4 separate regions of the Homo sapiens genome follow, and all the other regions are linked to region 1. The links are chromatin loops, found by intact Hi-C in ENCODE. Cell type or tissue: endothelial cell of umbilical vein. All regions are shown on one strand. Links, peaks and the distances in the headings refer to the core of each region. The heading gives the core; the rest is flanking DNA.

Evidence for each region. Hi-C counts contacts between places; a loop is a spot of excess contacts. Peaks named below come from ENCODE experiments on the same cell type or tissue, not always from the same donor. Only the 100,000 strongest peaks of a DNase experiment are listed, where the experiment ranks them.
Region 2: a loop joins it to region 1, with 16 times the contacts of the local background. A loop is called at or near these places in 109 of 110 quality-filtered maps.
Region 3: it touches region 1 in a loop (11-fold over the local background); 109 of 110 quality-filtered maps call a loop at or near these places.
Region 4: a loop joins it to region 1, with 8 times the contacts of the local background. A loop is called at or near these places in 65 of 110 quality-filtered maps.

The regions. Positions count from the first base shown.
Region 1 is chr5:177,451,996-177,456,995 of GRCh38, forward strand. PRR7 (proline rich 7, synaptic) reads left to right here. Exons shown (of 4, transcript NM_030567.5): 2 at 1,961-2,045; 3 at 2,834-3,499; 4 at 3,729-4,291. The coding sequence starts at 3,073. The coding sequence ends at 4,126. DBN1 (drebrin 1) reads right to left here. Exons shown (of 15, transcript NM_001363541.2): 15 at 4,615-5,000. Among named protein-coding and RNA genes, the nearest start is that of PRR7-AS1, 6.6 kb to the left of the region's middle. RefSeq lists silencers at 1,870-1,959, 2,470-3,079, 2,529-2,760, 3,270-3,819, 3,910-4,049 and 1 more and enhancers at 2,365-3,065, 3,313-3,607. In endothelial cell of umbilical vein, for the core only: CTCF peaks have their summits at 2,600 (motif pointing left), 3,493 (motif pointing right) and 4,556 (motif pointing left); DNase peaks (open chromatin) are centred at 2,596, 3,336, 3,526, 4,506 and 2 weaker places; H3K4me3 peaks cover 2,199 bases; H3K27ac peaks cover 2,342 bases.
Region 2 is chr5:177,386,911-177,393,907 of GRCh38, forward strand. It overlaps SLC34A1 (solute carrier family 34 member 1), which reads left to right. Exons shown (of 13, transcript NM_003052.5): 6 at 852-963; 7 at 1,084-1,279; 8 at 1,367-1,462; 9 at 6,784-6,853. Among named protein-coding and RNA genes, the nearest start is that of SLC34A1, 6.0 kb to the left of the region's middle. RefSeq lists enhancers at 705-1,205, 1,206-1,706, 2,225-3,424, 2,465-5,278, 2,510-2,559 and 2 more. In endothelial cell of umbilical vein, for the core only: a CTCF peak has its summit at 3,774 (motif pointing right); a DNase peak (open chromatin) is centred at 3,801.
Region 3 is chr5:177,400,173-177,407,755 of GRCh38, forward strand. It overlaps F12 (coagulation factor XII), which reads right to left. Exons shown (of 14, transcript NM_000505.4): 3 at 5,790-5,889; 4 at 5,563-5,633; 5 at 5,151-5,261; 6 at 4,882-5,013; 7 at 4,638-4,742; 8 at 4,327-4,492; 9 at 4,024-4,241; 10 at 3,687-3,918; 11 at 3,309-3,445; 12 at 3,082-3,225; 13 at 2,378-2,526; 14 at 1,969-2,287. The coding sequence ends at 2,120. PFN3 (profilin 3) reads right to left here and starts at 489. Exons shown (of 1, transcript NM_001029886.3): 1 at 1-489. The coding sequence starts at 404. RefSeq lists enhancers at 1,798-2,655, 3,512-4,369 and silencers at 3,655-3,704, 3,735-3,784, 4,135-4,464. In endothelial cell of umbilical vein, for the core only: CTCF peaks have their summits at 2,526 (motif pointing left), 3,723 (motif pointing right) and 4,387; DNase peaks (open chromatin) are centred at 3,809 and 4,389; H3K4me3 peaks cover 1,160 bases; H3K27me3 peaks cover 1,977 bases.
Region 4 is chr5:177,315,173-177,322,257 of GRCh38, forward strand. No RefSeq gene overlaps it. Among named protein-coding and RNA genes, the nearest start is that of MXD3, 6.8 kb to the left of the region's middle. RefSeq lists enhancers at 2,756-3,050, 4,766-5,267, 5,268-5,767 and a silencer at 2,756-3,050. In endothelial cell of umbilical vein, for the core only: a CTCF peak has its summit at 2,885 (motif pointing right); a DNase peak (open chromatin) is centred at 2,899.

The sequences.
Region 1 (5,000 bases), core at 1-5,000:
CTCACCAAGGGTCTCGCTTTCATCCCCCTGCCGTGCTCCCAGTGAGTGTGTGGCCCGAGAAAACATGCAGAGCGATATGGTTCAAAAGCACTACAGATAAATCAAGATGCAACCCTAAAACATGTTCAAATAACCTTCAAGAAAGTAAGAAAAGAGAAACAGGAAACAGAACGTGAGTAATCAAATGGCAGACTTCGGTCCATCTGCAGGGCATCGCTCCGAGCACCTGAATGTGTTGGGTAGGTAGGAGGAGGCACGTATTGGCTACTACCAGTCTGGAGCAGTGTGGGCAGTGGAGGGAGTGGCTGGGAGCAGCAGGCTGCAGGCAGGCTCTGAGTCTGAAAGGCTCCCAGACAAGGGCAAGAGCTCACATAGTAAAGGAGCAGTAAGGGGGCATGGTTTTTTCGGGAGGCTTTGCCAAGTCTGGCCTGGTCAGGTAGAGCATTTTGAAAGGTCTGAATGAACCTCTGATGTTTATGTATTGAGCACCTATGGTCGGTTAGATGAGAGTCTACTGAGCACCTGGGAGGGAGGCTTCAGACAGGATTCCAGTCCCGTGGGCCTGCTGTGGCACTGCCGAGAAGACAGCGTTCAGTGTCAAATCCCTACCCACTCCACCTGGGGGTGGAGCCAGGTTGGGGCCAGGGGGCTAGTTATGTGACCTTAAGCAAGAGCCTTCCTCTCTTTGGCCCAAAGTTGCCTAGTTTATAAAATGCAGCTATGACGGCACCCAGCAGGTCCTGGGCGTGGCCTGCCCTGTATGGCCTAATGCCCCACCTGCTGAGCTGGGCGCCCTCAGGGCACAGAGGGCCCTCTCTTTTGTCTCTTGCTAACCTGGCGCTGCCATTACATCTCCCCTTCATCCTGTAGCTCTTTCTCACACTGCTATTCCACAGCAGAGTCGGGCTGGTGATCAGGCATGCCAGGGCCCTGGTGGGAAGGGATGGGAATGCATTTTGGCTGCTAGCTGGCTTGTCTGCCCAGTGCCCCCATGGCTGCCACTTACATCTGGCACAGAGTTTGGATTCAGACTCAGGCTAAATCCTAGCTCCTCCCCTTCTGAGCTGTGTGACCTGGGGCAAGTCATTCCCCTCTCTGAGCCTATCTCCCTGTCTATCAAATGGGCACAACCACCACAGACAAGGTGGTGTTGAAGAGAGGATTCTGCGTGGTCCTTGAAAGATATTTCTAATTCAGCTAAACCCCATCACCTCCAGCCCCAGAGTTACCTTTTCTGACCCAGAGCTGTTCCTGCCTGGCAGACCGGGGGACCTCTAGTTAGTGCCAGTTTCCTCAGAGCATTCCTGATGGCTCAGGAAAAGAATAACAGATGTAATTAACTCCCAGTGACTGGCAGCATCGTGTTTTTATCTGGGCTGCGTCACCATGGCAGCCTCATGGCAGGGTTGTCGAGGGGGCGGGCAGAGCTATGGTTCCTGCCATTGTCTGTTCTGGAACGCAGGCCCAGGAGAAGGGGACTGGCAAGGGCACCAAGTGGCACGTGGCTGAAGGCAGCCATGGAGTCAGACAGGAGCCATCTGGGGAGAAGTGTGGGGTGGCCATGGCCTGGCTTCCCCCCAGCCTGGGGCTCAGGCTCCCTGTGGCTCTCGAAGCAGTGTGTGTGTGCCTCGGGCACGCGGAGGGTAGGGTCCGTGGGGCTCCTGGAAGAGGCCCACAAAGTAGCCCAGGCAGCGCTACCCCCCACCCCACTCAGGCTAGAGTTTTGTGGCCAGGCCTGGGTTCAAATTATGGTGCTACCACCTGCCATCTACACAGCCAGTTGTTCCCCCAACTCCTCGTCTGTAAAATAGGAATCATTCCAGTTACCCCAAAGGCTTTCGTTCAAACCTGTGTGTATAAGGCATTCAGGAAAGGCTCAGTTCTGTTCTGTGGGGGCGGTGAGCAGTCACCTGCCACCCTTCACTCTCAGAGTCAGGGCTCCCTCCTACCTCCCTCTTAGGGTGCAAGGTTCCCCCTCTCACCCGCAGCTGTGGAGAGGAGGAAGCGGAACTAGAGATGCCCATCTGGAGTGAGTGCAGGACCAGGTGGGTACGAAAGACTAGCTTCCAACCCTCATCTAGTTTTCCTCCCCTCCGCGAGAGGGAAAGGGAGACGGCGGCCTGAAGACAGAGGCAGAGCCAAGTGGGGCTGTGCAAGGGCAGGAGGCGGGGAAGCGGAGTTGGAGCAGGCAGGGCGCCTGGAGGAAAGGAAGAGAGTGTGGCCCACGCCCGGCGCGGCGCGCTAGGCTCAGACAAAGGCAGGGCCGGTGGCACGCATTACCAGTCGGAGCCACCCGCCTGAGCCCCCCTACGGGAGCGGCGGGAGACCCGGAGGGCGCGGTGCGGAGCCAGTTGTTCCGGGCTTTGGGCAGCCAGGGGCTGCCAGGCGTCTGTACAGGGCGTCGGGTGGCTGTCTGTGGGGCTCTAGGAGATGTACCACCCTTTCCCCGCCGCACAGCAACGGCGCCGAGACGCCTCTTCAGGGACCTGGTGCGCACAGGCTCCTGAAACCCTTTGGCCCCGGGACTGCGGATGGCGAATCTCTCGTTCGGACTCAGAGCTGGAGTCCGTCCTTCGCGCGCCCCCTGCTGGCCCGCCTCGGCTCCCCTCGGCGCCCGGGCTCCGCGGCGGCGGCCGGGGCTCAGATCGGGGAAACCCTACCGGGGAAACCTCGAGGCGTGACGTCACCCTCCTCGGTGACGTCACCGGGCCCCCGGGGAGCGCGAGGTTCCCACGGAGGAGGCTTTCCCCGGACTGCGCAGGGCGCGGGCGGGGGCCGGGAAGTCGTTGGGGGCCGCGGCGCGCCTTCACTGCGCCCCGTGTCTGCCCTACAGGTCCCGCGCGGCCCCGGGTGAGGCACGCCCGCGCGCCCGCCGGCGCCATGGGAAGGAGCGGGCGCCGCTGCTGTCCCCCGCCGGCGCGCGCACGACTTGAGACCTGCCACGGGCAGCCCCCGGCCGCGGGTCCCCGAGTGACGCTGGCGGCACCTGAGAGTGTGGCGCGGGCCCGGGGCCACGCAGCGGAGCCCAGTGTCCAGTGAAGCGTCTGAGGACCCGCCGCCCGTGCCGCCGCCATGGTGATGTCCCAGGGCACCTACACGTTCCTCACGTGCTTCGCCGGCTTCTGGCTCATCTGGGGTCTCATCGTCCTGCTCTGCTGCTTCTGCAGCTTCCTGCGCCGCCGCCTCAAACGGCGCCAGGAGGAGCGACTGCGCGAGCAGAACCTGCGCGCCCTAGAGCTGGAGCCCCTCGAACTCGAGGGCAGTCTGGCCGGGAGCCCCCCGGGCCTGGCGCCGCCGCAGCCACCACCACACCGTAGCCGCCTGGAGGCGCCGGCTCACGCGCACTCGCATCCGCACGTGCACGTGCACCCGCTGCTGCACCACGGGCCCGCGCAGCCGCACGCGCACGCGCACCCACACCCGCACCACCACGCGCTCCCGCACCCGCCGCCTACGCACCTGTCGGTGCCGCCACGGCCCTGGAGCTACCCGCGCCAAGGTGAGTACCGACCTCCGCCAGGGGGCGATCCGGGCCGCCGGAAGTGGGCGGGCGTTGGAGGGCTCGCTGCTTACCCTCAGGGCTTCCATCCGCAGCCTCCGGGAGAACACGGGCGGCGGCGGGCTCGGGTTCGGGCTAGGGCTGGGGCGCGGGCGGCCCCTGGCCGGGGCCTCTGCGAGAGGCTGGGAACCGGCGGCCTCACCTCCTCCGACCGCCTCCCACTCCGCAGCGGAATCGGACATGTCCAAACCACCGTGTTACGAAGAGGCGGTGCTGATGGCAGAGCCGCCGCCGCCCTATAGCGAGGTGCTCACGGACACGCGCGGCCTCTACCGCAAGATCGTCACGCCCTTCCTGAGTCGCCGCGACAGCGCGGAGAAGCAGGAGCAGCCGCCTCCCAGCTACAAGCCGCTCTTCCTGGACCGGGGCTACACCTCGGCGCTGCACCTGCCCAGCGCCCCTCGGCCCGCGCCGCCCTGCCCAGCCCTCTGCCTGCAGGCCGACCGTGGCCGCCGGGTCTTCCCCAGCTGGACCGACTCAGAGCTCAGCAGCCGCGAGCCCCTGGAGCACGGAGCTTGGCGTCTGCCGGTCTCCATCCCCTTGTTCGGGAGGACTACAGCCGTATAGAGGGGCGCCCGGCGCCCCGGGCCCCACCGGCGGACTCCTGGCCTGACTGCGGGGCTTTTTAAATGCTTCCCTGGACTGCGGGGAGGGGCGGGGGGAGGGAGGGATTTCTTATCCCGTTTGTTACATTTTGAGGATAATAAAGGTGTGTGATCTGGTTTGGTACAAGCGGAGGGTGCACCGGCTGCTTTCGCCCAGGGTTCTGTGTGACCAGACAAGCCGGGGCCTTGGCGGGAAGGACCCTCAACGTGCGTTTCCGCCACAACAGAACCTAAGGGTACAGCACTAAGTCTAAGACCAACCCTTCTCCGGTGGTTGTAGGTGCCAAGCGGCTTCCCCTGGGAGCCTTAGCCCCTAGCACCGCCCCCCCACCCCGCCCCCGCCTGGCGGGCCTTGGAATTAGGGTGAGGACGCCCCCTGGTGGCAAGGAGGTGCTGCGGCCTCGGAGGTGGGAGGAGTTGGGAACCTGGGTCAGGGCAGGCGGCAGCCCGAAGGGATCTGGATTTCTTTATTAACAGACATGAGCACGACCCGTTACAGAAGTTTGTGCTTTCCAAAAAAAAAAAAAAAAAAAAAAAAAAAACAGTTACTAAACGTGAAAAAGGAACCCAAGCAAAGAGGAAGGAGTTGGGGAGGGGCCACCAAAGCCCCTGGGCCCCATCCATAGCCCTGACCTGAACCGCGCCTAGGGCCTCCAACCTGGGACCTGCCCGGCAGGAGACGGGGGGTAGCCGAGGGGCCCCAGCTGGGCCTGCTACTTCCTTTGGGCCAGACAGGAAGGGGTCAAAAGAAGGGCGGGGAGGGGGTCCCAGGGAGCCAGAGCCCACGAGCCATTTATTGCCATGTTTTAAAATTCGTGCAAAATATCTGAAGCCCT
Region 2 (6,997 bases), core at 684-5,683, 64 kb before region 1:
CATTCTATTGGATTAGGCTGACCCAGGTTACCAAGGATAATCTCCTTTTCTTAAAGTCAGCTGACTGTAGACGTGAATTGCATCTACAAAACACCTTACAGAACACCCAGGCTAGTGTTGGGTTGAATAACTGGGTACCACAGCCTAGCTAAGTTGACACATAAAACTAACCATCACTGGCCGGGCGCAGTGGCTCATGCCTGTAATCCCAGCACTTTGGGAGGCTGAGGGGGGCAGATCACGAGGTCAGTAGATCGAGACCACCCTGGCTAACACGGTGAAACCCTGTCTCTACTAAAAATACAAAAAAAAAAAACAACAAAAACCAAAAAGCATTAGCCAGGCGTGGTGGCAGGTGTCTGCAGTCCCAGCTACTCAGGAGGCTGAGGCAGGAGAATGGCATGAACCCAGGAGGCAGAGCTTGCAGTGAGCCGAGATCATGCCACTGCACTCCAGCCTGGGCGACAGAGCGAGACTCTGTCTCAAAACAAACAAACAAAAAAACTAACCATCACACTCTGGGGCATGTGTGCACACACAAGCACAAATCTCTATTTGCACATAGGACATGAGCCCACGAGCCCTCATAACGAAGGCCTCACACGCACACACGTTCACATCCATACACCATGTGCAGCACGTGTACATCTACTCGCATGGATGAATGCACACACCTGTAAACGCACAGCCCGTGCCCACATGCACCTGTGACGCCAACGTTAGGCAGACTCAGCAGCATGGCAGGAGCGGCCACTGGGGACTGGGACGTGGGTGGGGGGCCTGACAGGAGTTGTGGTGGTGCAGGAGCTGGGTGACCGTCAAATTCATTAGGACGTCTTCTCTTCTACCAGTGCTGGAGGTGAGCTCTGCCATCCCCATCATCATGGGCTCCAACATCGGCACCTCTGTCACCAACACCATCGTGGCCCTGATGCAGGCGGGGGACAGGACTGACTTCCGGCGGTGAGGGGGGCTGGGGGTTGGGGGCTCGTGCCTGGGGGAGGACAGCCCCAGATGCCAGGAACCCCAGGCGTGACTGTGCACTGGCTCGAGCCTGCCTTGCAATGTGGCCTCCCTGCCCAGGGCCTTCGCGGGGGCCACGGTGCATGACTGCTTTAACTGGCTGTCAGTGCTGGTCCTGCTGCCCCTGGAGGCTGCCACTGGCTACCTGCACCACATCACTCGACTTGTGGTGGCCTCCTTCAACATCCATGGTGGCCGTGATGCTCCTGACCTGCTCAAGATCATCACAGAGCCCTTCACGAAGCTCATCATCCAGGTGACAGCAGGGCCTGGCATGGGGTGAGGGTGGGGGTAACAAGGGACCCAGCCTCCTTCACTCCCCCTGCCCACATCTTGCCCACAGCTGGACGAGTCTGTGATAACCAGCATTGCCACTGGTGATGAGTCCCTGAGGAACCACAGTCTCATCCAGATCTGGTGCCACCCAGACTCCTTACAGGTGAGTCCCAGGCCTAACCCCAGGTAAGAGGACTCCCTCTTCAGACTCTTGGTTTCATTGTCTGTTCAAAATGCTCCAGATAGACCTTGAAGATCATTTAGCCAGGAGAGGGCAAATATGTGGCCCTTCTACTGTGCTTACAGTTAACATTGCTAATTCCTCCCAACTTCCCACATCGCCTTAGGCAGACATCACCAATCAATTAAAGTTGTTATGTAATTGATCTAGCCCAGTGGTTCTTGAAGTGTGGTCCCAGGCCAGCATCTTGTGTGCCGTGTGGGAACCTATTAGAGATGCAAATCACCCTGCCCTTCCCTAGACCTACTGAATCTGGAAACCCCTGGGAGCGGGGCCAATGGCCTATGCTTCAGCAGTTCCTCTAGGTGTGCTCAGTGCTCAAGTTTGAGAACCGCTGATCCAGCGCAACCCTTGGGTTTCACAGGTAGAGACACAGGTTCAGAGAGGCTAAGAAACGTGCCAGAGCTTATCCTACCATGTCAGGGCCTGAGCACCCTAGAGGGGTTAGTGACTCAGCTGGGCCATGTTTTGGGACCCAGGTAACGTGGGGAAGAGGCAGAGTGCTATAAGGATACCAAGGAAAGTAACAGGAAGGTGAGCTGCGTGGAGAACTCCTTGGAGATGTTAACAGCCGCTTGTGCTGGCATCGGGGGTTCCTTCTCCTGGAGACTGCCACAGGCGGGAGTCCCTTGTCCTTCTGCACTGTTTCTGCTGCTTCTAATACTGGGAAGATCTGTTTGAATCAAGTGGATGCTCATGGACCACCCATTATGCCAGGCTGATGAGGAAGCAGGCAATTAGCACACTTCCTTACTCAGCTGTGAAAAGGCAAATGCTTCATCCAAACCACAATGCACCATATTTGCTTCTCCCTGATGCTTGCATGTGAGACATAACTCCATTTACAATGAGATACGAGGAAATCCAAGCCACAGCACAGCACAGCACAGCACAAGCCCTTCCCCTTCCCCTTCCCCTTCCCCTTCCCCTTGCTGCTTCTTGTGACTGGACCTTTACCCTGGTGCGAACAGAAAACACTCATCTGACTCGCCCTGCGATGCTCCTTTGCATCTGAAGTTGCTCCAGCTCAGCCTCTGAGTGTTCAAAGCAGCCTTACATAAAAAAAAACCCCTGCGGGCAGCTTTTACGCTGACTTCATGACCTCTTTAATACATCAACCACTTTCTCACGAGCTCTCTGAGCACTCTTAGTGCTCTCTGACTCACCACAAGCCTCTCTACTTCATAGCAAAATCTGGAAGGGAGAGAAATCACACACTTTGATCTTCGCAAAAAGCAAGCCATGGAAGACAGCTCTGTTCCTCACTGCCCCTGAGCTCCCTGCCGGCCACCTACTGCAGCTTCCGGCAGATCTCAACCAGCAGCCTCCACGTCCTCACTTGAAGTCATCCTCACCCAGGTTCACTCTGGGGAGGCCGCCCTTGGGCCTTTCTCTACGGCTGCAGCTGACACTTGTCCAGCTGGTTTCTCTTCCTCACTCTACCAGGAAATGCTTTCCTTAAACGCTTTCTGCAGGGCAGGGTCTCATTTCCTCGGCTTGGAGAGTAGCTGGTGGGTGGGACCCAAGCTCTCACTTTCATCCCCTTTCTGGGACAGCGCCCCGAAGGAGTGTGACTCACACAGCAGTGGATGTGCTTGGTCTTGCAAAGTGTGAAGTGCGTCCTGGCTCTTCCTGCCCAAAGACGGGCCACAGAGTCTCCCCGTGCTCCCTTCCAACCTGTTCCCATTGACGCCAACTTTCACCATGCTGGACCTGAACCAGCCCGAAACAGTCTCCAGGGAAGCTATGCACCAGGGAGAGGAGGCAAGTCCAAGGCCTACCAGATGGGGAAAGCAGCAGCAGCGGCAGTTGAGTGATCAGACACTTGAGTCTCCCGGGACCCTGACACCGTCCTGGGAATCACCTTCTTATGTGGCCACACTGTGGACTGTCAACTATACCTGCCTGGATTAAACAAGCATCTTTTGAGGACTTGCAACCTGGGAGGCAGGGATTATCACGTCCCCATTTTACAGACGAGGAGCACTGAGCCCCAGAGAAGTGCAGTGGCTTGCCCAAGTCCATGTAATTGAGGTAGGATACAAATCCTGGTAGAATCCTGACTATCTCGTTGCCTCTCTCACTCACCGGTCTGACATTCTACTATGTATGTCTGCTTCCCATGCTGCCCATCAGGCCTGAAGGCCACCAGGTGACCATAGCCACGTGGAGACGACTCCAGAGATAGCGGGTGTTGCTCTAAGGAGAAGTTCTCCTTTTCGCCACCAGGTGGTGCTGCTGGCACAGTGCTCTCCCTCGGCTTCCAGAAGAACAAAGGCCCTAGAGCTCCCCTTCCTCTGAGGGGGAAACTGCTGCGCTGGCCCACATCCTGACAGTCTCCTGTGAGCTTAATCACCTCCTTCAGTCCCCAGAAGGGGCCTCTTTAATTTAGGGTGTCCCTATAGGCACTTAAATCCCAACTCCCTCTTCCAAAATGCTTCCAACTAGCCCCTGGGAAAAGGTGGGTAGCATTATGGACTTCATGCTGCAGAGGAGGAAACTGAGGCCCAGAGAGGCTAAGTGTTTGCTCTGGTGACACACAGCTGGGAACGGCTCAGCTGGGGTATGGGCCCAGGGCTGTCCACAGGCCCATTCTGTTCTTCCCACAGAGCCCACCACCCGCTTCAGGCCCCTCCAGCCTCTCCTACCCCACCCCAGGCCCAGGCAGGGATGGGCACATCTTGGGAAGATGCCCCCAGATCCTGGGCCTCCCAGCTCTTTTATCTAAGCTGGAGTTTCCATCTTCTCCCTCTGCCCCACAGGGAAGCCCCAGGGCCTGCTCCCTCCCGGCAGTTCACTCTCTGCCTGGCTTTGTCCCTCCTGCCAGCTTTACCTTCCTCTCTTGTACTTTAGGGTCTCTGGGCTCCCAGCCAGGGCCACACAGTCCCAGGCAAGAAGGTCAAGGTTCTAAAAACCCAGAGGGCTTGGCCCTGCTGCTGCCTCTGCCAGCCCTAAGTTGGGACCCCAGTAAAGTTCCCCATTCTCCTCCAGCCTTCGCAGGGTCCCACAGTCCTCCCCACAGAGACCACTGGGCCCAGCCCAGGTTAGGTCAGTGGGGCACACGTTGACCAGGCACCTACTCATTCAAGGGGTTGTCTGCTACCTCAGCATCCAGGCTGGGTACTCCCAGGAAGGTCCAGCAGGCTCCTCCCCAACAGGGCTAGGGTTCTCAGGTTCATCTGCAGGGGCCACTGGTCCTGACCTAGGAAGTCAGTCACACACACAGCCTCCCAACCATGTGATCCTGAACGGGCCCAGCGAGGGAGAGGGTCACTCCATATCAGAAGACAGTTTACCGAAGGCTCATGATGAGCCAAGCCCTGTGATGAGCGCTTTAAACACATTCCCCCTGTAACCTTTACAGCAGCTCCTCTATTATCCTGCGTTAGAGAAAACAGGCTCTGAGAGGTGGCATGGCTTACCCAGGGTGGTTGGTATAAGAAGCAGGATTTGAACTCAGATCTGCCTAACAGCAAACACCTGGCTCTCTCTCTCCCTTACCCTCGCAGCAGTTACCGTTGCTTTCCCAGCCTGGTTTTCTCATCTAGCCCATCGCAGCCTATTTTTTCCAGGCTTCTTGGCCTGCCATTCAGGCCCAGTCTTGATGGGTCCCCAAGGCCCTGATGTGGCGAACTGGGAGCACAGAAGAGCACATTGCCCCATTCAAGGGAGCACATCCCGCTAAAATAAACCCGGATGTTACACCAGACGCCATAAAAGTTCTTACCTTGGCCAGCATGGTGGCTCACACCTGTAATCCCAGCACCTTGGGAGGCCGAGGTGGGTGAATCACCTGAGGTCAGGAGTTCGAGATCAGCCTGGCCAACATGGCGAAACCCCATCTCTACTAAAAATACAAAAAATTAGCTGGGCGTGGTGGCAGGGGCCTGTAACCCTAGCTACTCGGGAGGTGGAAGCGGGAGAATCGCTTGAACCCAGGAGGCGGAGGTTGCAGTGAGCCGAGATTGTGCCACTGGACTCCAGACTGGGCAACAGAACAAAAACTCTGTCTCAAAATAAATAAATAAATAAATAAATAACTTCTTAACCCAACAAGGCTACAAATGAGTTGTCCACAGGCCAGACTGGCCTGCTTCTGCTGACCTTCATTGAATTGTAAAAGATAACTCAAAGTGGTCGCCAATATTTACAGATTGGGAGTTTGTTGCTTTCGGGAGTTTTTCATTTTTTGAGATAAGGTCTTGCTCTGTCACTCAAGCTGGAGTGCAGGGGCATGATCATAGCTCACTCCAGCCTCGACCACCTGGGCTCAAGAGATCCTCCTGCTCCAACCTCCTGAGTAGCTAGGACTACAGGTGTACACCACCATGCCCTAATTTTCTTTGTGGAGACAAGGTCTTGCTATGTTGCCCAAGATGGCCTCCCACTCCTGGCCTCGAGTAATCCTCTCACCTCAGCCCCCCAAAGTGCTGGGATTACAGCCATGAGCCACACTGCACCTGGCCCAGATTGGGAGATTTCATCTAGAACTTCAGAGTTGTGGCTTTTCTCATAGAAATTGGGCAATTTAGCCACACTAGGCTGCGTCCCTGGATGGTGACAGTGATCAGGAGCTGAGTAGCTACTGCTGACTCTACAGGCCCAGCAGAAACTCTCCCCACCTCTTCCACACACAGCCCGAGCTGCTCACTTAGGTTACCGGCCCGGACCTGTGGCCTTCTGAATTGTAGGGCCTCCCTGGGGAGCCCCTTTGTCTCACTGACAGTAGGTGGGCAGAAGAGACGTGTGGGCTGGGCCCTCTGTCCCCTTACACCCCCTGAGGATAAGGAATTGATCTAGAGGAGAATGGAGCTTGAGCTAAGGGTGTCTTGGAGGAGAGGAAGGAGCCAGGATGCTGGGGAAGGGGCACCGAGAAAGGGATGGGTAATAAAAGATGAGGAAGGGGGAGTTTTCAGAAAAAGAGGAACATGTTCAGCAGCACCCAATGCCACTGAGAGAGGGAGGAAAAGAAAGACAGGAAGCCACTGGATGTGGCCCCAGGGAGAGCTGGGCCAGTGGAGTGACAGGGCAGAACACACAGAGGACCAGATTCTTGTGTGGCAGGCACTTTCATCCACATGTCCTCAGTGGAAGAGACAGGCTCAGAGAGGGCAAGAGACCCATCCATGGTCACAGAGCAGGAGGCCCATCTCCATCTTCCCCATCTCTCCCTAACTCCCATCTCAGCCCCAACCTCAGGCTGTGTTTTCCTAATTCACTAAGTCACCCTCCTCCTGATCTAGGCTCCCACCTCCATGTCCAGAGCAGAGGCCAACTCCAGCCAGACCCTTGGAAATGCCACCATGGAGAAATGTAAGTGCCTGCAACATGGGAGGTGTCCTGCATGGCAGGGGCAGAGCCTAGCAGTGGCAGGGCAATCCCACACAGCCACTATTGTGTCCAGCCCCAGGAAGCATGGCTGTCAACTAGCCCAGCTCCTGAGCCTGGGTCAAGCTC
Region 3 (7,583 bases), core at 1,245-6,244, 51 kb before region 1:
TGCATGCGCAGCCCGCGTATGAGTTCGTGCACCGTCTTGTTGAGGATGCCCCCATGTACGCCGCGTCGGCCCATTAGCACCAGGAGCGCGCGCGGCGCACGGCCCACGCACACGGCGCGCGCGTCCAGCCCCTTGGTGCGTGCGTCCAGCACGCCGTCACCCTCGGCCAGCAGGTGGTCGCGGATGACGCAGCAGCGGCGGCCCCCCACGCTCAGGCCCGCCTGCAGGAAGGTGTGCCTGTCCGGCCCCGTGAGCACGCCCACCTCCTGCGGCGAGATGGCCGCCAGCAGGCCCCCGGGCCGCGAAGCCCACACGCAGCTGTTGTCCGCATGGCCCACGATGGCCACGTCGTCGATGCGCTGGTCCCGCAGCACTGCACTGATGTAGACCTTCCAGTCGCCCATCGCGCTCCGAGTGCGCCCAGCCGCCTCGCACCTCTCGGGGAAATATAGAGGCGCCACGCGGGGAAGGCCTGCGGCGCTGTGAGGCAGGCTGGGCGGGGCTGTGACGTCACACAAGGCGCCGTCCCGGAGCGACCACCCAGGCTGGGGCACGTGGGGCGTGGGCGTTTAGTGCTGTCGCAGTTCTAAGGTTATCCTGTAGGATGGGTTTGGCAGAGCGCAGCGGCTCACTCCTGTAATCCCAGCGCTTTGGGAGGCCGAGGCGGGCGGATCGCTTGAACTCAGTAGCGAGATTATAGTAAACTATTATAGGATCGTGTCGCTGCACGCCAGCCTGAGCCACAGAGCGAGGCCCCGTCTCTAAAAAAGCAAAAACAAATTTTAATTAAAAAAAATTTTTTTGAGATGAGGTCTCACTATGTTGCCCAGGCGGGTCAGGAAGTCTTGAGCTCAAACAATCCTCCCGCCTCAGCCTCTCAAAGTGACGAGATTACAGGCGTGAACCACCGCATCTGGCCAATCTATTTTTAATTTTAAAAAGCTGGTTTTGTGAAAAAAGGATGTTGTGTCTGGACAGCCAGACCTTCACTTGTAAGGGAACCAACCATTCAACCCCCAGATTGTGGTTCTTAAGCATGAGAGAACATCAGAATCCCCCGCAAGGCTGTTAAACAGATTGCTGGGCCCCACCCCAGACTTTCTGTTCAGCAGTATAAAGTGTAGCCCGAGAATTTGTTATGTGTAACAAGTTCCCTGGTGATGGTACTGCTAGCCAAGGGACTCTCAGACCCACTACACTAGTGCGTGTTGGGGTGGGGACAACGATATGTCACCCAGCCCTTAGGGTCCACGCCACAGTCAATGCTCTTTTTTTCTATTTTCTTTTTTCTTTTCTTTCTGTCTCTCTCTTTCCCTCCCTCTGTTCCTTCCTTCCTTCCTTCCTGCCGGTTCAAGTGATTCTCCTGCCTCAGCCTCCTGAGTAGCTGGGACTACAGGCGCACGCCGCCGTGCCCGGCTAATTTCTTGTATTTTAGTAGAGACGGGGTTTCATCGTGTTGCCCAGGCTGGTTTCGAACTCCTGAGCAATCCACCTGCCTTGGCCTCTTAAAGTGCTAGGATTACAGGCGTGAGCCACCGCGCCCGGCCAATGCTAAGTATTTCTAACCACGATTCTCAACCTTGGCTGTACATGGAATTATCTGGGGAGTTTTACAAATATACCACTACCCATGCCCCATCCCTAGACATACTGATTTAATTGGTCTGAGGTGGAACTTGGGCATAGATTGGCTCAAAACGCTCCCCAAGTGATCTTAATGTATGGTCTGAGAACTACTGCTCTGTAAACAAAATGTTAGTTTCTCATAAGGAATAACATGCAGCTTCTCCTTGCACAGGGCTTGGTATACAGTATCCTAGGCTCAGTAAACATTAGCTGGGCTGGCATCTAGATTTTGCACGTTAAGATCTCATAGACCTTGTTCTCTGAGAGCTGTGGAGAAGCTGTGAATCGCTTTTCTGTCTTGGCATTTCCCGGCGGGACCCATGAAGAAAAGAGCTTTCCTTCTCAGCATTTTCAAAGCACTTTATTGAGTTCCTGCGCCATCCTGGCGCGGAGCTGGCCGCACTGGGGGAATGGGACACAATCTTGCCTTCCATGCCCCAGCCACTCTCTCACTGCGGAATCACCAAGGAGGGAAAGATGAGTCCCTGAGCAATCAGGAAACGGTGTGCTCCCGGATCCAGGCCAGGTAGTAGGCCACATCGGTGTAGACGCCTGGCTTGTTGCGGTCACCACAGCCCGATCCCCAGCTGATGATGCCTTGCAGGGTGAGCCGGCGCTCTGCAGCTTGGTCCTCACACACCAGCGGGCCTCCGGAATCACCCTGGGTCGGAAACACGCAGCTCAGCGCTGTGGACCTGAGATTTGTGCCTGACGGCCTCGGGGAAGGGCGCCAACCGGGCTAAGAGCTCACCTGGCACGCATCGGTGCCGCCCTCGAGGAACCCTGCGCAGAGCATGCCGGGGAGGATGGAGGATCCGTGCACGTCCGGGGCTGAGCAGCGCTCCAGGGAGAGGAACGGTACCTGCGCCTCCTGCAGGAAGCTGGCATATTCCTCCGCCCCTGCGAACACAGAGCGCCTTCTTCACACCCCATCTGACAACGCTTGCCGCCCGGACGATGGACAAAGCTGCTCCAGGCGCTTGTAAACCCACTCATGCCCTTCCTCTCTCGCAGCAAGCCCGAAGGGGAGGAGGTGCCATTAATTCAATTTCATAGGCAAGGAGGCTGAGGTCCAGAGAAAAGCCAGGATTTGAATGGGCGGAGCGGAAACAGAAACCCCTCCCCCACCACCCATCCAGAGTCGCAGAACCTGGCTCCCACACTAGCCCGGAGCGCGGGGCCAGCGTCCTAGTTGGCCTTTGCAGCCCGGCGCCCAGAGGGAACCAAGAGCAAGTTCGATTCTCCCTGTATCCCCAGGAGATTTGGGGATCCCAGCAGTGAATCCCAGGCCCTGGGATTCTACCTGGGATTCACCTACACATTCTCACAACCCATCAGGTCAGCGCCACCCATTCTGTAGGCACCCGGAACGATACCAAAGTCGCGGGCTTCTTCCGCCTAACCCAGTGATCAAAGGTCTCCTCCCCTACCCCTGCCCCTAGCAGTTGTGCCTACCCTCGAACTGGTGGCCCCAGCCGGCCACCTGGCAGAGCGTGGTCTCGGAGGGTCGCGCGGCGCCGCTTGGCAGGCACACCGGCTGAACGTAAGGCGACAGGAGCGCGCAGCTGCCGTCCGCATCCTCCTGAAGGCGCAACAGAGCTAACCCGGGCGGAGAGGAGCGTGAGGCGGGGACGCCGGGGCCCCAAGCTCTCTTCCCGTCCCCGCGGGGCGCCCCCACGCACCCAGGTCGTGCTGGTAGCTGACGGGCGAGAAGGCCTCGTGCAAGCGGTAGGAGCGCACGGCCAACGTCTGGCACGGCTCACAGCTGTGGTTACGGCGTTCCTGGCCGAGCACCACCGTCAGATCCTCGGGTGCGGGCCTGCGGGGGGGGTAGGGGAGAGGCAGCGCTCTCAGACCTGGCCACAAGCGTTCTGGGGAAGCCCCCTGCTCCCGAACCCCAATCCCGTGTTCCAGCTTCCTCCCCGGGAGCTCCGGAGGGGCGTGGAAAGAAGGGTGGGGCGGGAGAAGGTAGGGCACGGGTTCGGGTGCAGCGTGGAAGCTGCGCTGGGAGACGGAGGAGCCGCGGCCCCTGGGGCGGCTCTGGGCGGGCGGGTACTCGCCGGTCCTGCAGGCAGTGAGCGGCCGTCAGCACCCAGCAGGGGGCGATGAGGCTGCCGGCGCAGAAACTGTGGCCCCAGTACAGCGCGGCGATGTAGGGGTGCGCCCCGCGTAGCGCCACCAGCCCGCCAACGACGCGGGTCATCGAAGACAGACTCTTGCGGAGCCGCTGCCCGCAGCTCAGTGGGCCGTTCCTGGTCAGGGAAGGCGGCTGCTCCCGCTTCGCCGGCAAGGCTGTGGAGGAGCAGGGGCTGAGGACGGAGAGCCCGCGGCCGGCTGGCCGGAATCTAGCTCGCCCGGCGCCCTCTCGGCTCCTCCTTCCCCCCCCCACTTCCTAACCTCCCGGGGTCTGGGACTGAGGCGGGGTCCGGGTCGTGGGCTGAGGCTTCGGCGGTGCCGGCTGCGCGGGCATGAGTGGGACATGAAGCCTAGGGGACACCGGGGTCGGAGGCGCCGCCTGGGTTGGGGTCTGGCACTGTGCCAGGTCGCAGTACTCCCAGCTCAGCCGGTCGCGGTTCAGCACGAAGCACCACGGGCGGATGTCGTTGTCCGGGTTCCTGTAGCCACACGACGGGGCGCCGTTAGAGCGCCGGGAGCCCGGAGCCCTGGGGCGGAGGGGTCACCCAGCCCCACGCGGCGCACCGGCAGAAGGCGTGGCCGCCCAGTCCCCAGTTCCGCGCTTGCTCGGCAGTCACGTTCCGGTAGGTGGCCTCCGAGGCCCACGGCTGACAGGGCGCACCCGAGAGCGTGGTCCTGGCCAGGCCGCGGTAGCTGAGCCCGCGGCCATCATAGCAGCTTGCCTTGGTGTCTGAGGAGAAAGGGGGCTCCCTGGGCAGCCAAGGCTGGGCTCTCCTGCCTCCCTCTCATCTGCTTTCCGCACTCTCCCTCCTCCTTCCTGGCAAGCCCGTCCCACCTGGGGGCTGGCCTTCTGCTTGCCCCAGACCCTCACTCACCCACGTCGCAGAAGGCTCCGGTGTAGCCCACCGGGCAGTGGCACAGGCGGTGGCCCTCCACCTCTAGGCAGCGACCCCCATGGAGGCACGGGTTGGTGCGGCAGGCTTGGGGAGGGAACGCAGTGAGCCACCCCTGGGCCTAAAGACCCCCCCAGAGAGCTCTCCTTCCTGGCACACCACCCGGCCTCCTGCCAGCCTGTCTTCCTGACGCTCCTCCCTGGCCCGTTCCCAACCATCTGCTCACCCTGGCTGGCCAGCCGCTGGCAGTGGGCATCAGGACCCTTGCACTGGCATCTGGCCACAGCTGCTTGCTCAGTTCTATACCATATCTCATTCTTGTGGAAAAACCGGAGAAGCTGAGGCTCAAAGCACTTCTCTGGGGACAAAGAGGGATAGTGGTCTCAGGAGAGTCTAGGACCATGCCAAGTCTCCGAGTATCCAGCAACCTATTCTGTAGGCCCAGGGTTGCCCCTGTCCCCCAGCACCCCGCCCAGGTCCTCCACATCTCCTCACCTTTCTGGCAGTGGTTTCCAGTGAGGTGTTGTGGACAGAGACAGTGGGGGCCGCTTGGCATGTTCACACAGGTCCCTCCTTTCTGGCAGGGGCTGTGTTTGCTGCAGTGGTCTGAGAGATGGACATGGTGGAAGGAAGAGCAGGGAGCTGAGTCACACAGCTGGGGGCCAAGGCCCTTCTTGAACCTACTTGCCTTGTGACCTTGCTACTCCAAGTTTCCAAGCTTGGTTTACCCACCTGCAAAATGGGACCACTCCTTCCCAGAACTCTCCCTCTGGACTTCCAAAGGGTATTGTGGAGGGAGAGAAGGGGCTGGGTCCAGAATCCCAGGTGTGTGGGGTCTGGTGATACCAGGAGAGTAATGAGGCGGGAGGAGAGAGCCCCAGGCCACCCCAGAGGCTGTGTGTAGCACCTTTCACTTTCTTGGGCTCCAAACAGTATCCCCATCGCTGGTCCTGATCAAAGTTGGGGGTGGTAGCACACCTGTAGAAAGAGACAAGGCTTCCCTGCTCTACCCAGGGGCCTGGCCCACCCTGCCCTATCACAGTCCCCTCTCTCCAAGCAGAGTTCCTTGGACAGAAGGACAGGCAGGGTACATGTCTCCCAGGCCCCTGCTCCAACTCCTCTGCGTAGTCTTACCAGGGCTGAGGGCCTGGCCGGCCCTTGTGGGTACATTTGTGGTACAGCTGCCGGTGGTACTGGAAGGGGAAGTGGCAGGGCTCCCCGGTGACAGTGAGAACTGCAGGGACAACACACTCTCTGAGGACTTCCCCTGTACTCAACTGCTCAGGCACTGTCCCTCAGGGTCTGGTCAGGAAAAGGACAGACCCTCAAAAAGGTCGCTGTGCATTGAAAACACTTTCTGCTCTAAAAGTTGGGTTCAGGGCCGGGCGCGGTGGCTCAAGCCTGTAATCCCAGCACTTTGGGAGGCCAAGGCGGGCAGATCACGAGGTCAGGAGATCAAGACCATCCTGGCTAATACAGTGAAACCCCCTCTCTACTAAAAATACAAAAAAATTAGCTGGGGGTGGTGGCAGGTGCCTGTAGTCCCAGCTACTCGGGAGGCCGAGGCAGGAGAATGGTGTGAACCCGGGAGGCGGAGCTTGCAGTGAGCCGAGATCGCGCCACTGCACTCCAGCCTGGGTGACAGAGTGAGACTCCATCTTAAAGAAAAAAAAAAAAACTTGGGTTCAGGAGTCAGATAGCTGGAGTAGACTCCTGACTCCACAACCTGCTAGCTGTGTGACCTTGGGTAAGTCTTCAGTCCCAAGGCCAGGAAGAGCACTTGCCACAAAGTAGGCACTTAATAATACTTGTTGAATGTTGAAGTCACTGTTAACCACTCTGATCTGAGCCTTGGTTTCCTTATCTGTAAAACGGCAGTAATAATAGTACAGTTGATCCTCATTCTTCTCTGGTTCTACATTGAGAATGTGCCTACTTGCTGAATTTTATTTGTAACTCCCAAGTCAATACTTGAAATGTTTTCATGGCCATTTGTGGGCATGCACAGAGCAGTGAAAAATTTGCACATTCCCAGTTAAGGTTCAACAAGGCGTCACGCTGCTGCTGCTTGTTTCAGCTCTCCTATTGAATGAGTGTCCTTCTCAGTCTACTTAGTGCAACGTTTTTCACACTTTGTGCTTTTGCTGGGGATTTGGCTTTTGGAAATGGCCTCTGAGCCTCCTGCTGAAGAGCTGTGTAGTTCCTAAGCACAAGAAGGCTACCTTAGGGAGAAAGCGTGTGTTAGACACTTGATTCAGGTGTGTGCTATAGTGCCATCAGCTTAGCATTGATGAATCAGCAACACATATACTAAATAAAATGTCTTTAAACAGAATCATACATAAAACCAGATTATATGCTGTTGGTTGATGAAAATGTTGTGACCAGAGGCTCACAGGAACCTAATACTGTTTGCTAGTTCAATGTTCACTGTGATTTTATAGAACATAACCATCGCGAATAATGAGAATTGCCTGTGTCTTCTTCAGAGGAATTGTCGTGGGGCTTCATGAGATAATGCCATGAAATGCTGAGCAGTGTCTGGCACAAAGTACCTGCTCAATAAGCTTTTGCCACTATTTTGTTCAAGGCAAAGTGCACTTGCCAAGGACCAAACCAGAACTAGGACAGTAAATGGAAATGGATCTGAGATGGACCTTTAAGATGCAAATGGGGGCCAGGCGCGGTGGCTCACGCCTGTAATCCCAGCACTTTGGGAGGCTAAGGTGGGCGGACCACCTGAGGGCAGGAGTTCGAGACCAGCCTGGCCAACATGGTGAAACCCTGTCTCTACTAAAAAATACAAAAATTAGCTGAGCATGAAGTTGTGTGCCTGTAATCCCAGCAACTCGGGAGGCTGAGGCAGAGAATCGCTTGAACCCAGGAGGCGGAGGTTGCAATGAGCCAAGATCGCGCCATTGCACTCTA
Region 4 (7,085 bases), core at 99-5,098, 140 kb before region 1:
CACGCCCCCACTGAAGGCCTCATGCCCCCGCTGAAGGCCCACGCTCCCATGGCCTTCAGGACAAAGTTTGAGCTGGGCAGGGGACATGCCATGGCCTTGCCCACCTCCCTGCCTCTGCCATCTCTGCTCAATGTCACTTGCTCCAGGAGGTTCCCAGGCCTCCCTCCTTCAGCGCATTCTCCCAAGTAGCAGTGGGCCCTGCATCTCTCAGGGTCAGCCTCTTCCTGCAGACTACGACCTCAGCGACAGAGCAAACCAATGCCGAACAGGGGCTTGGCCAAGCCATAGGCAAGGGGTAGGGAAGGGCTGGTGGGCCTGTGTCTCCATGCCCATAGGATGTCAGAAGAAGCAGTCAGCAGACCCCCACACAGAGGCCACCTCTGGAACGCACCCCCCCCCCCCGCCAACCCCAGCTGTTGTGGCAGTGCAGCATAATGATCAGGAGTTGGGTGCCAGCCGGTCCCTCGCTTGGTGTCACAGGGGCTAAGCCAAGAGGCCAGCCCTGGCTAGACAGGTCTCAGAAGTGCCTGGCAGCCCCTGCTATCCGGGGAGGAACACTGCAAACAGGCCTCTGTAGGCTCAGTAGTATGGCCATTTTTTTTTTTTTTTTTTTTGAGGTGGGGTCTTCTGCTGTCACCCAGCTGGAGTGCAGTGACACAATGAGGGCTCATTGCAGCCTTGACCTGCTGGGCTCAAGCAATTCTCCCGCCTCAGCCTCCCAAGTAGCTGGGACCACAGCTGCATGCCACCATGCCTAATTTTTTTATTTTTTGTAGAGATGGGGTTTCACCATGTTGGCCAAGCTGGTCTTGAACTCCTGACCTCAGGTGATTTGCCCCCCTCAGTCTCCCAAAGTGTTGGGATTACTGGCTTGAGCCACCGCACCCGGCCTGATTTGCATTTTTTCTAAGTCAGCTGAAAGTCTTATTTTTCCACTGGATATAATGTATTGTTATCCTCTATCTGCTTTTAATATTTTCTCTTCACCTTTGGTTTTCAACTGTTGGCTGTGACACGCCTGGGTGTGGTTTTCTTGGTGCTTGCCTTGCCTGGGGTGTCTTGAGCTTCTGCAAAAGTTTTCAGTTCTTATCTCTTCAAATATTTTTCCTGTCTTATTCTACCCATACTTCCCTACTCTAACCCCAATTTCATGTATGTTGCCCAACTTGGTAATATATGAAGGGTCTTACTTTGTTGCCCAGGCTGGAGTGCAGTGGTATGAACACAGCTCACTACAGCCTTGACCTCGCAGGCTCAGGTGATCCTCCTGCCTCAGCCTCCTGAGTAGCTAGGATTACAGGTGTGCAACACCACGCCCAGCTAATTTTTTGTATTTTTTGTAGAGACAGGATTTTGCCATTGTTGCCCAGGCTGGTCTCAAACTCTTGAGCTCAAGCAATCCGTCTGCCTCGGCCTCCCAAAGTGCTAGGATTACAGGCATGAGCCACCTTGCCTGGCTTTTCCTATTTCAGTCAACAAATGTTTCACTTGCCTATTCCAATTCTTCATCAAACCATCACTCTGGGGAGGATGTCTCCGCCACTGTTGGACACTATGTGCTGTAAAATGTGTTCCTTGGTCTGAAGAAATGTGACCTGGCAGAGTCCAAATTGGTACCTTTTTTTTTTTTTTTTTGAGATGAAGTCTCGCTCTTGTCCCCCAGGCTGGAGGGCAATGGATGGCGCGGTCTCGGCTCACTGCAACCTCCACCTCCTGGGTTCAAGCGATTCCCTTGCCTCAGCCTCCCAAGTAGCTGAGATTACAGGCACCTGCCACCATGCCCGGCTAATTTTTATATTTTTAGTAGAGACAGGGTTTCACCATGTTGGCCAGGCTGGTCTCGCACTCCTGACCTCAGGTGATCTGCCCACCTCGGCCTCCTAAAATGCTGGGATTACAGGCGTGAGCCACTGCGCTCAGCTGAGTTCCAGTCCTTTTACTGTGCTGTGAGCATTTGCATCTACCACAGGGAAGCTGAGCCCAGTGTGCAGAGTGACTGTTCCTGCCACGACTTACACTTCCTGGGGCTACAGGCTTCAGTGTGACTTGCCTATCAAGCCTCTCGTTGACAGACAGAACAGTTACTGGTGTTTTGTGCCTCAGAGGGTGCAAGGGGAACATGTCTAGACTCAGTCCATCCCTGCACTGTGGCAACCCCGTATGTCCCTCATATCATGAGGCCTCCTTAAGTGAGCACACCAGAATATCCACTGACTGAATCCAATCACCCCCTGATCCTGGAATGGGGTTCTTCTGATGAACATCAAACGTCCTACTTTAATGTACCCCTCCGACTCCCATAATGATGTCCACAGGCCCATGTGGACCTATTAGTGGGATCACTAATAGGCCAGTTTTCCATTGCCCTTCTGCTGACTGTGCGGGCAGGTTGGCCACTGCCCGTGAGATGTAGCACAAACACCAGTCAATTCAACCTGCTGAGGTGATTTGTTTTTACCTTCTTTGATGGTCTTCCAGATAGGAAGCTGTCCTGTCACCTTGAAAGCCGCCTGTCATCCATAAACCAGGCGGCTCTTGTTGGTCAATAGAGAGCTGTTCATAGGGCACTCACTGCCCATGTGGCCCGTGAAACTCCTTAGGTGGCTCTGAAGTTGCCTGTGGGGGAAGAGGCACCCACTTGGGACGGCCTTCTTGCATTCCCCAGATAGCATGTTTCCAGAAAAATCATTTCCAAATGATGATGGACCCTTCTGGGCACTGCCCTCCTATCAGAGTATTTCCCCAACATCACCCAAGAAATTATAAGTATTTCAGGTTTCAAGGTTATTTTATGTCCTTAAGTCATAGGGGCAATTGGACTTTAATTAAATCCAATAGCAAGTTAGTCAAATGGAAATTTCCTGGTCCAAAATCCCAGTGGTTGCCACTAGGTGGCACTCCGGCTTTTGCCCTCAGGTCCAGTCTGCTCCTCAGCGGGGCTACGGTACAACAAATGAACAACTTGCACAGGCTTGGGCAATCTTACTGGTTTCCATCAAGTACATCCAATCAATATTGGCAGGTGGGGAGATTCACATGCCTTCCGCTTTAGCATGCTAGGTAAGAGAAACACCTCAGCCAGACCCAATATCCACCCCCATAGTACATTCAGGTAAAGGAGCTGCAGTCGCTTTGCATAAAGCCTGCTCAACCCTCACCGTTTCCATTCCATCAGGTATCACATTCCCATATTCTCCCAGTCGAACTCTCGCTCCCATTGGGACTTCACAAATAGATTTTGGAATCACAGAGCTTGGGTTCCACAAAAAGGTGTCCCAGTAAAGTCTCTCCTGCAGCCCCTGACCATTTCACCGGCTCATGTCCACATGGCCTTGGGTCCGCAGTGGGTGTCAGTCATTATCTTGATTAGATTGTGGCACAATTGCCCCAGGTGACTACCTATCAGCTTTCTCCTTGTCATCTTTCCCTCTGGCCTTTTTTTTTTTTCCTGGAGACGGAGTCTCACTCTGTCGCCCAGGCTGGAGCGCAATGGCGCGATCTCAGCTTACTGCAACCTCTGCCTCCTGGGTTCAAGCGATTCTCCTGCCTCAGCCTCCTGAGTAGCTGGGATTACAGGCACCCGCCACCATGCCTGGCTAGTTTGTCTGTTTGTTTGTTTGTTTGCTTTTTAGACAGAGTTTTGCTCTTGTTGCCCAGGCTGGAGTGCAATGGTGTGATCTCAGCTCACTGCAACCTCTGCCTCCTGGGTTCAAGCGGTTCTCCTGCCTCAGCCTCCCAAGTAACTGGGACTACAGGCACGTGCCACCACACCCGGCTAACTTTTTGTATTTTTAGTAGAGACAGGGTTTCACCGTGTTAGCCAGGATGATCTCGATCTCCTGACCTCATGATCCGCCCGCCTCAGCCTCCCAAAGTGCTGGGATTACAGGCGTGTGCCCCCACGCCTGACCATTTTTTTGTATTTTTGGTAGAGATGGGGTTTCACCATGTTGGTCAGCCTGGTCTCGAACTCCTGACCTCAGGTGATCCTCCCAAAGTGCTGGGATTACAGGCCGGCCTCCCTCTAACATTTTAAAATCTTCCAAACTAAGGTGAGTAAATCAGATTTGTTTAGGGCCCTTCAATAGTGGGGGACCAGCAGAAGCTCCCATCTGTCCACCCAAGGACTTCCAAGGGTGTTGGAGATGACCTTTGTTTTGACCCCATCAATGCCTACTTTATTCAGTCCATTTCATTAAGAACCCTTTAAAGATTCCATCCTGCTGGGATGAGTATCTTGACTCTTCCCTTTGTTTTCCCCACTCTCTTGTGAATCATTCTAACCATCTTCACTGTTGTTTCAGCATAATTTTCCCCCTCAAAAGTGGCCCTGGGAATAGCTGTAGCTCAGACCAGCCACAATCCAAGCTTGGCCCAATCTCAGGATCTGCCCTATCACCATCTTTTGCCTTCATTGTTGCTACAGAGAACAATAGGATGGTATATTTAGCTTGTTTCTAGTTACTTTGCATTTCCTTATACGTCCAGTGAACTAACTCCTTGGGAGTTGCATCCATCATTTCTAAAATTCATTATTAATTTTTGCCTCCACTAACTGATCACAGCACAGCTGCATTTCCATACCACAGTGAACTCATGGCCCTCCAGGAATCAAAGGTTCATCATACTCCATCCTCTCATCCAATTCCTAGAGATAGTAACTCACTCACTCACCTGCAAGCGTGCCGTGCCTTTCATATTCATACTAACCAATCCAGAGCCCATACCTTCCAACCACCTCCTTTACTGGGCTCTTACACGCTGCACCACTATCCCCCAGAGACTGGACAACTAGGGACATCCTACCCCAAACCCATTGAAATTATTCAAGCTAGGCAATCCTAGACCTGCTCACTCTGCCTCTCAGGTTCCTTCCTAAGCAAACCACAATAAAGGCTCTTGCCCCACAGTTCCCCTCCCTCCCTCTGCCCCCGACCAACACTGGTGCTTCCCCGTGTGGCCCGTGTTAGTGTGCGGTGCCGCCTGTTTCTAGGGAACTGTGAGTATAAGCTTCTTCCCACCATGGCAGTCATTTCTGTGTCTGTTACATCATATCTAAGGACAACAAATCCAAGGTGTCCTTACAACAACTGGCGCAGTGAGCAGGGTGGTTTGATGCCAGATGGAGATGGTATGTCCTCAAACTGCTCTTGGCTTACTAACTGGATCCACCAGGCAGTGGCCATTGCCTGGAAGGCAGCCCTGGTCATTTGTGCGCCCCCTTGATGGCTGGTGCACTGTGTGGTGTGTTGTGGGTGCTGCTGTGGATTCCCAACCTGAGGGCGGTGCTCGGGAAGCTGAGTCCTCCCGGAGCTGCTGCCCAGGCTAGAGTGTTCAGTGCCTGGGACTCAGGCCACAGGGCACTCGTCTTTCTCCGTGCTGGTGGAGCACCCAGACGCCAGAACAGAACACCTGGAGGTATACGGAAAACTGACCACATCGGTTTCTTGAAAAAGTCCTTCCATGGCCGGGCATGGTGGCTCACGCCTGTAATCCCAGCACTCTGGGAGGCCAAAGCAGGTGGATCACCTAAGGTCGGGAGTTTGATACCAGCCTGAGTAACATGGAGAAACCTCGTCTCTACTAAAAATACAAAATTAGCCGGGTGTGGTGGCACATGCCTGTAATCCCAGCTACTCGGGAGGCTGAGGCAGGAGAATCGCTTGAACCCAGGAGGCGGAGGTTGCAATGAGCCAAGACTGTGCCATTGCACTAAAGCCTAGGCAACAAGAGCAAGACTCCATCTCAAAAAAGAAAAGGAGAGAAAAGGTCCTTCCAAAGACAACAAGAGCAACTACCCTGCTAGCGTCATGGGATGAGTCTAACCCACTGACCAGGCAGCACTGGCAAGCGGTGGGGCCAGCCATGTCGGTCACTTGTATGCAAGTGCTCAGTGTCTGGGATGTTATATGCTCCAGCAGGCACTTGATAAACCACTTCCCCTTTTCCTTCTGGCCTTTGCTGAGTCAAAAGTTTCAGCCTGTTCTCTGGAGTATGGGAAGAGTACTCCACCTGAACGCCTGCATGTGTAGCGTAGGCTGTTCCCACGGTCAGTGTCAGGGTGTCCTCTTCAAGGGATCCGGGCACCCTGCAAATGTTCTTGTTCCAGCCACAAACCTCTCTTCCTTTAGCCAGGTCCTGAAGCTTTCCTCTTTTAGTGTGGGGCTTTCATTATGATTTATTCTTAAGTCCGAATGTTATTTGGTAGTATGTTTTTAGTTTCCAGATACAAAGGATTTTTTCAGTTATCTTTTGGTTGCTGATTTCCATTTATATTCTCCATATTCCTTTTTTTCTTTTCTTTTTTTTTTTTTTTTTTTTTTTTTTTGAGACAGAGCCTTACTCTGTTGCCCAGGCTGGAGTGCAGTGGCACGATCTCAGCTCACTGCAACCTCCGCCTCCCAGGTTCAAGTGATTCTCCTGCCTCAGCCTCCCGAGTAGCTGGGACTACAGGCACGCACCACCATGCCCGTCTAATTTTGTATTTTTTTAATTTTTTTTTTTTTTTCAGACAGAGTCTCGCTCTGTCACCAGGCTAGAGTGCAGTGGCACGATCTCGGCTCACTGCAACCTCTGCCTCCCAGGTTCAAGCCATTCTCCGGCTTCAGCCTCCCAAGTAGCTGGGACTACAGGCACACGCCACCACACCCAGCTAATTTTTTTGTATTTTTAGTAGAGACGGGGTTTCAACATGTTGGCCAAGATGGTCTCGATCTCAACTTCGTGATCCGCCTGCCTCGGCCTCCCAAAGTACTGGGATTACAGGCATGAGCCATCATGCCGGGCCCATTCTCTTTAAAAATCTCCTCTTTATAAATCTCTTTATAAATCTCCATCTCTGTGTTTCCTCCCAAGGTCCTCTGATCTTTGATCTGATCTTCAAATTAGTTGATCTTCAACTAATTTGGTGAATCCATTTTGTTATCAACCCCTATATTGAGTCCTTTATGTCAACTAAAAAGTTGCATATCCGTGTCTCCAGGTGGTTCTAACTGCTTATTCTTCCCTCATGTTTCCAACAGCATGCCTGGTCTCTGAGGAAACACTTCACTCCACAGGCCTATGAGCTTGGCTTCCTCAGTCAT